Linked DNA regions of Mus musculus: region 2 is linked to region 1. A link is a loop called in an ENCODE intact Hi-C map of the cell type or tissue named here. Cell type or tissue: gastrocnemius. All regions are shown on one strand. Each heading gives the region's core, and the rest is flanking DNA. Links, peaks and the distances in the headings are about the cores only. Region 1 overlaps Rngtt (RNA guanylyltransferase and 5'-phosphatase). Region 2 has its middle 76 kb from the start of Gm33286.

Region 1 (2,921 bases), core at 139-2,638:
ACATGAAATGGATGGTTTACTTAAAAATAACTAGACTTATGAAATGTCTTTAGACATAGTAGAAAAATCTAGTGATTTTAGGAAAATATTTCTTCAACGGGCAGAAAACTGAATTTAATTACAATTATGTAATTTAAGAGAGGCTTTTTTTTAAATATATTTTTGTTTGTAATCCTAATTTTTAATGGCTGAGCCAACTTTTCAGCCCTAAAAGTAGCTAATTTTGACTTAATTAAAACAAAAAGTTTGCTCAGCAAAATAAATTGTTAGGGCTAGTTCAGATGGCACAGGTCTGTAATCTCAGGTACTCTGGAGCCAGAGGCAGAAGTATCAAAAGCAAGGCCATTTCTGGCAATTTAGTAGGACTCTTACCTTAAATATACAGTAAACAAAGGGTTGGGGGGGTGGTAGCTCACTGTTGGAGTTAGCATCTGAGAGCTCTGTGTTTAAATATCTCCAGTATCCTAAAAATAAATGATGGGGGTGGGGTGATAATGAAAGGAAAGGAAAGGAAAGGAAAGGAAAGGAAAGGAAAGGAAAGGAAGAAAGATGAATTCAGAAAGTGCACAGGAAGTGTGCATTAGTGAATTCTGTAAGCCTAGCACTCAGTGGGTGAGGCAAGAGAGTTGTCATTTCAAGATCAACTTTGGGTACATATTGACTTTCACACCCTCCTCACCCCACCCCACCCCCCAAAAAAAATGAGGAAAAAGGATGGTCTATGATTGGAGCTTTTGGGAGTTGGGAACAGGCTCAGGATTCAGGACCATCTGTAGCTACTTAGAGAATTTTGAGGCTCTGTTGACCTTCATAATACCTTGTCTAAAACAGTAATCACTGCCTGGGTGTAGTGCACATACTTGTAATCCGAGCATTAGGAAGACAGAATTGCAAGGCTCTTTGGGTTTGGTGGCCAGCCAGTCAGCAGACTCAGACTCAGCGAGAAAACGGTGTATAACCATTAAGGAAGACACCAAATGCTGACCTGTTTCTATACATGTGTACCATGTACATGCACACAATACCTCACCTTTCAGAAAAAAAAAAAACCAACCAACCAAACAAACAAACAAACCACCCCAAAAACAAAAAAACCAAAGTAAAAGCAGTCAGGAGTAGAATATTTGAACCCTTTGGCAAAGAAGGCAGTCAGATTTCAGCTACATAAATGAAGAAATACAAATTACTATATTGAGTTGGGGACTAGTCTGAGATACTTAAGGCTTGTCTAAAACAAACAAACAAACAAACAAACAAACAAAATCATTGCTTAACTCTATACTTTGTAGATTTCCTCCTTAGATCTTTTACATTTACTATAGTAAGTCATTATTTGATCCTTGTAATCTACATGGTGTAAGGAGGAAACTGCTCCTGTGAATGAAGACAATGCGGACATGACTGTTTATAGGTATGGGATAAGAAGAAGATTTTTATTGTAGATAAGAGGGAGAGCACAACCAGACATCTGGAAGGGTCCAGAGTAGACTGGGCCAGGAGAGGAGAGGGGGAGGGGGAAATGAAAGAGAAGAGAGAGGAGAGCTTGCAGAACCAAGAGGGCACAGAGCCAAAACAGCTGAAGTCCTCTAGGGGTGGGAGGCTGGAGGAATGGGAGTGATGCGCAGGGACAAGAGAGCTTGTGGGTAGGAGGTGAGCTATGCCGATGTTGGATGTGTTAAACAGGTACCTCAGACATAGGTTAATGGAAGAGCCATTCTCTTTTGCCAGAGATGAGGAGAATGACTCCTTTTAGCAGGTAGGAACTATTTTAAGTCCTGGAAGGAATGCTGACTTTTGTCTAATTGCCAGACTTTGGGAAAAGGAATTTGTTGAGATTTAACATTCCGACCTTTTGTTGATGATAAAGGGATGATATAGTCTCTTCTATAACTACTCCCGGCTGAAATGGAGGCATCATTGAAGAATTGGGTGGGGGGTGCAGGCTGGAGGACATCTGTTTAGCTTGCTGCCCAGGTTCTGTAGGGCCACCTGGAGCTAGGGAGTTCAGGCTGCTTTGGAGGGGTCTAGGATGAAAGGAACACTGGGGTTGGTGTTTACAGACAGTTTTAGAGCAGTCTGCAATTGATTAGAAATCTGCTGGAATAGAGACAGCGAATTTATCATTATACTAAAATCCATACTAATCCAAAAATATTTTAGAGACCTTTGTGGTTGCTTTCTTAGTTTAAAAAGTAGATACAATGATAAAGCAAGGAAGGGCTCAGTGGAACTGAGAGGTCTTGTAGGCGCTGCCTGAGTTGGCTGGTACCATGTAGTCCTCTTAAACAGGGTTGTGCTGAAGTTCAATTGTATGTCCTCAGCTGGGGTGGAGACAAGCCATGTGGTTGCTATTTAAAACATCTTTTTTTGACAAATATATTTTTAATCAAAAATCCAAGTTACATATACAGTGTATTCTAAATAAGAGTTGAGTCACATATATGTTATGTTATAGCAAATTAAGGCTACCTATGTATGGATTTTTAGATTATAATCCTATTGTTGTAAGTTTTAAGCTAAATTTTATTATAGATGTCAAAATCATACCTAATGAACTTACAAATCCTGAGGTAGCTTATAGCATATTCTTAAAAAAATTTTTTTTTGAGGACAGAGAGCAAAGAAATCGTAGAGATGAAAGATTTTTAATAGTGGAAAAATAGAAAAATCTTACAGTTAAGATAGAAGGGGGGTATAGGTTTCTGGGAGGGGGGGACCGGGAAAGGGGATAACTCTTGAAATGTAAATAAAGAAAACTAATTAAAAAGAAAAAGGAAGAAAGAAAGAAAAAAAGATACCTTTGGTAGTATAGAGCAGAGCAAGTTTGGCTAGAAGAGATTTTTGGGACCATTTGTGTGGTAGCAGAAGTTGCTACCATATGAGAGAATTTGGAAATGGAGTATGTTGCTCTTTGGTCCTTG
Region 2 (2,921 bases), core at 117-2,616, 830 kb after region 1:
AGAATTTCCAACAATTTTTCGAAGTGGCTCAAAATATAGCTTCTGTCATTCTGTAATGCATATTTATATGGAACAGCAATCTTGGCATTAATTATTGTAGAACAAAACACAAATCAACTGAAAAATGTTGAAGCAGCTCTGTGTTTTACACTTGGAAATGTTCAGCCAAGATCTAATTCTTTGTGTAAAAATCGAAGCAATGAGGACATCCGTCTCATTGTGTGCAAATTCGCTTTAGTCTCCAAAATAAAATTTATGTAAATAAAAATTGTTTTAAAATAAATTTGATTTATTATCAGTAAATGTCTGATCTATACACCTGTTTAGTGGCATCTAAAAATTTCTTGAGCAAAAAGGACTGCTAGGAAAGAAAGAAAGAAAGAGAGAGAGAGAGAGATCGAGAGAGAGAGAGAGAGAGGAAGGAAGGAAGGAAGGAAGGAAGGAAGGAAGGAAGGAAGGAAGAAAGAAAGATTAAGAAGCCTTGAGTTAAATGATCCTGCCTTTTTTCTGGACATAATATTTCAGAGAGTAAGTTCACATACTGCATATGTTGGAGAGGAGTGTTTGGTTCTTTGGTTTTAGGGGTGTGTGGCTAGCTGGGACTGGAGAGACTGCTTATTCAGTAAAGTGCTTGCCAAGCAGTCATGAGGATTTGAGTTTGAGCACCACAAGTCATATTTAAAGGCCAGGCTTGGTAATGCATCTCCGAAATCCCAGGGCTAGACAAGCAGAGACAGGCAGATCCTTGGAGCTTGCTGGCCGCCAGCCTACCCTACTGAGTGAGCTGCAGCCCAATGAGAAACCCTGTCTGAGAAGACAAGGTGAACCTGGCCTCCACAGGCATGCACCCTACAAACACATGAAAACACTCACATGCGTTCATATATGTATATATGCAGGTACACAAAAGACCAGGTTATTGTATTGTCTCCTCTAAGGTATATGCTCATAGAAAAGTATTGTCTCTTCTAAGGAATATTCCCATAGTTGATTGAAATAAGGAAGGACAGTGCACATAATGATCGTTTTAGCATTAAAAAATGGTTCTAGTTTATCAGTCATCCCCTTCTTCACACCTGCTCGTGTCCTAGCTTTTCTGTCACCTCAACAACAAAGGACATCTTGGCTTTTCTATAAAATGTACTCCCACACCATCCACCTACTGATTTTGCTCATGTGGCTTGCTTTGTTTTCCTGCCTAGTAGACCCTACCACCATAACCAAGGACTTCAGCCAGCTCTGCCTGCACTAATCCCTTCCTCCAGCTGGGTGGAGAGCTTGGGTGTGAGTATTGTGGTTCCCATGTGCCACCTGCTGGTCTCCTGTGTCACTACCTCCGAAGTGCCGCCATAGTGCCATGTTGTGCCTGAAGAGAGGGAAGGAGGAGCCCTTCACAGGAAAACACAAATAGACCCCAGAGTCTTGTTTGGAGGTTGGTCAACTCGTTCTCACTGTGACTTGATAGTAGAAATGGAGAAAGAAGTCCCCCAAACATGTAACCCATGTTTAAAAATTCTTAATCCTCAAGGCATCTCTAATCACGCATCCCCCTAATCCGCAAGACGATGCTCAAAAAAGAGAAAGCAAGAACAAATTCTGTATTCCTATCACAGTTGAGGTTTGTGTCGGATGAACAAGTAAGTAAGGATTGAGAGTCTGAATTTCAGAGCCTATGTCAGTCTCTCAAATGAACTAGAGAAGATGGAGGAGGGAGGAAAGCTGAGAAAGACACAATACACCAGAATTATTACTTAATATAAATTTAATTATCCCTATTTAAAATGTTGAGCTTTTTTTTTCTGTCATTTAAACTAGCCTGTCTAGAATTTTTATGGAGCAATAAACTAAACTAGAAAACTCATTGATTATACATTTATTAAGAATCAGATGAAATCTCTAAGATATAAGGAAGCTATCTAGCCATAACAAAATCAAGCCAATGGCAGCAACTCGGCTCATAGCCATGACCCAGTGAGGTTACTCAGAGATCTCCTGAGTCTGACTGCTGATCTCTACCCTAACCAGGCTCCCCAGCTAACCGTCAGCATCAATGACTGCACGGATGCTTGTGTTTCCTCCTGGGGAGTCTTCATCGTGAGCATCCCTAACCTCATTTCTGAATTTCTAGATGTGTGTTTATGTCTTGTTTTAAGAAGTATTTATTTCACACTGTGATATATTTCAAGCATTGTTTGATGTAAAATACCTTCTCTCCATGTCAAAGAGAAATAAATAAGTATGTTTCATTCCTTACCCAAAAGCCAAAGGAACTACTCAGGAATGCCATCTTCCCCAGCATCCTCCCACCTGGACCCACACCAAATTCCCCCTGCTGAGACACAGGTCTCAGTGAGGTATGAAATCACAGCCCCCTTCTCCATACTCAGTTTTAAAATTCTAAATAAGATATAACTATGTAAGCTTTTCTTTTCTTAGCACTATACTTCTGGGTTATTCCAAGGGCATTGGTAATTGGAAATTGGTATTCCCACAGCATCTTAGTTTCTCTGTATTTAAAGTGGGGACGCACATCAGTATGTTGAGAGAATTACATAACTGCAGTGTGGTAAACACTAATGATGGATTACCGCTTTTGAGATGTGATATTTTATCCCCATGTCATTGACAAGGGCAAATGTACTGCACTGAGCTAAAGCACTTAACATCCGTCCTTTCAGCATAAGTAAACACTACGTGCCAACCAATAAGCACGGAGTAGGAACTCAGGGTTAAATAGGCATACAGTCCCTACCTTTACCATTCCATAGGCTGATCAGGACCAGAAAGATAAGCTGTAAAATTCTGAAACTACTCAGCTGGTTTCTTTTCTTAAAAAGCAGTGTATCATGGCAATGGAAACAGCTTTCTCCTCACAACTATGATGCAATGAGCTCTGCCCAAATCGTGCAATTCTAACCTTA

The links. Peaks named below come from ENCODE experiments on the same cell type or tissue, not always from the same donor. Only the 100,000 strongest peaks of a DNase experiment are listed, where the experiment ranks them.
Region 2: a loop joins it to region 1, with 4 times the contacts of the local background. A loop is called at or near these places in 27 of 42 quality-filtered maps.

What each region holds. Positions count from the first base shown.
Region 1 is chr4:33,399,952-33,402,872 of GRCm38, forward strand. All of the region lies in intron 12 of Rngtt (RNA guanylyltransferase and 5'-phosphatase), which reads left to right. Among named protein-coding and RNA genes, the nearest start is that of Mir8118, 37 kb to the right of the region's middle. In gastrocnemius, for the core only: no CTCF peak of the experiment used is centred there; a DNase peak (open chromatin) is centred at 1,562.
Region 2 is chr4:34,230,180-34,233,100 of GRCm38, forward strand. No RefSeq gene overlaps it. Among named protein-coding and RNA genes, the nearest start is that of Gm33286, 76 kb to the right of the region's middle. In gastrocnemius, for the core only: a CTCF peak has its summit at 1,312 (motif pointing left); DNase peaks (open chromatin) are centred at 730 and 1,299.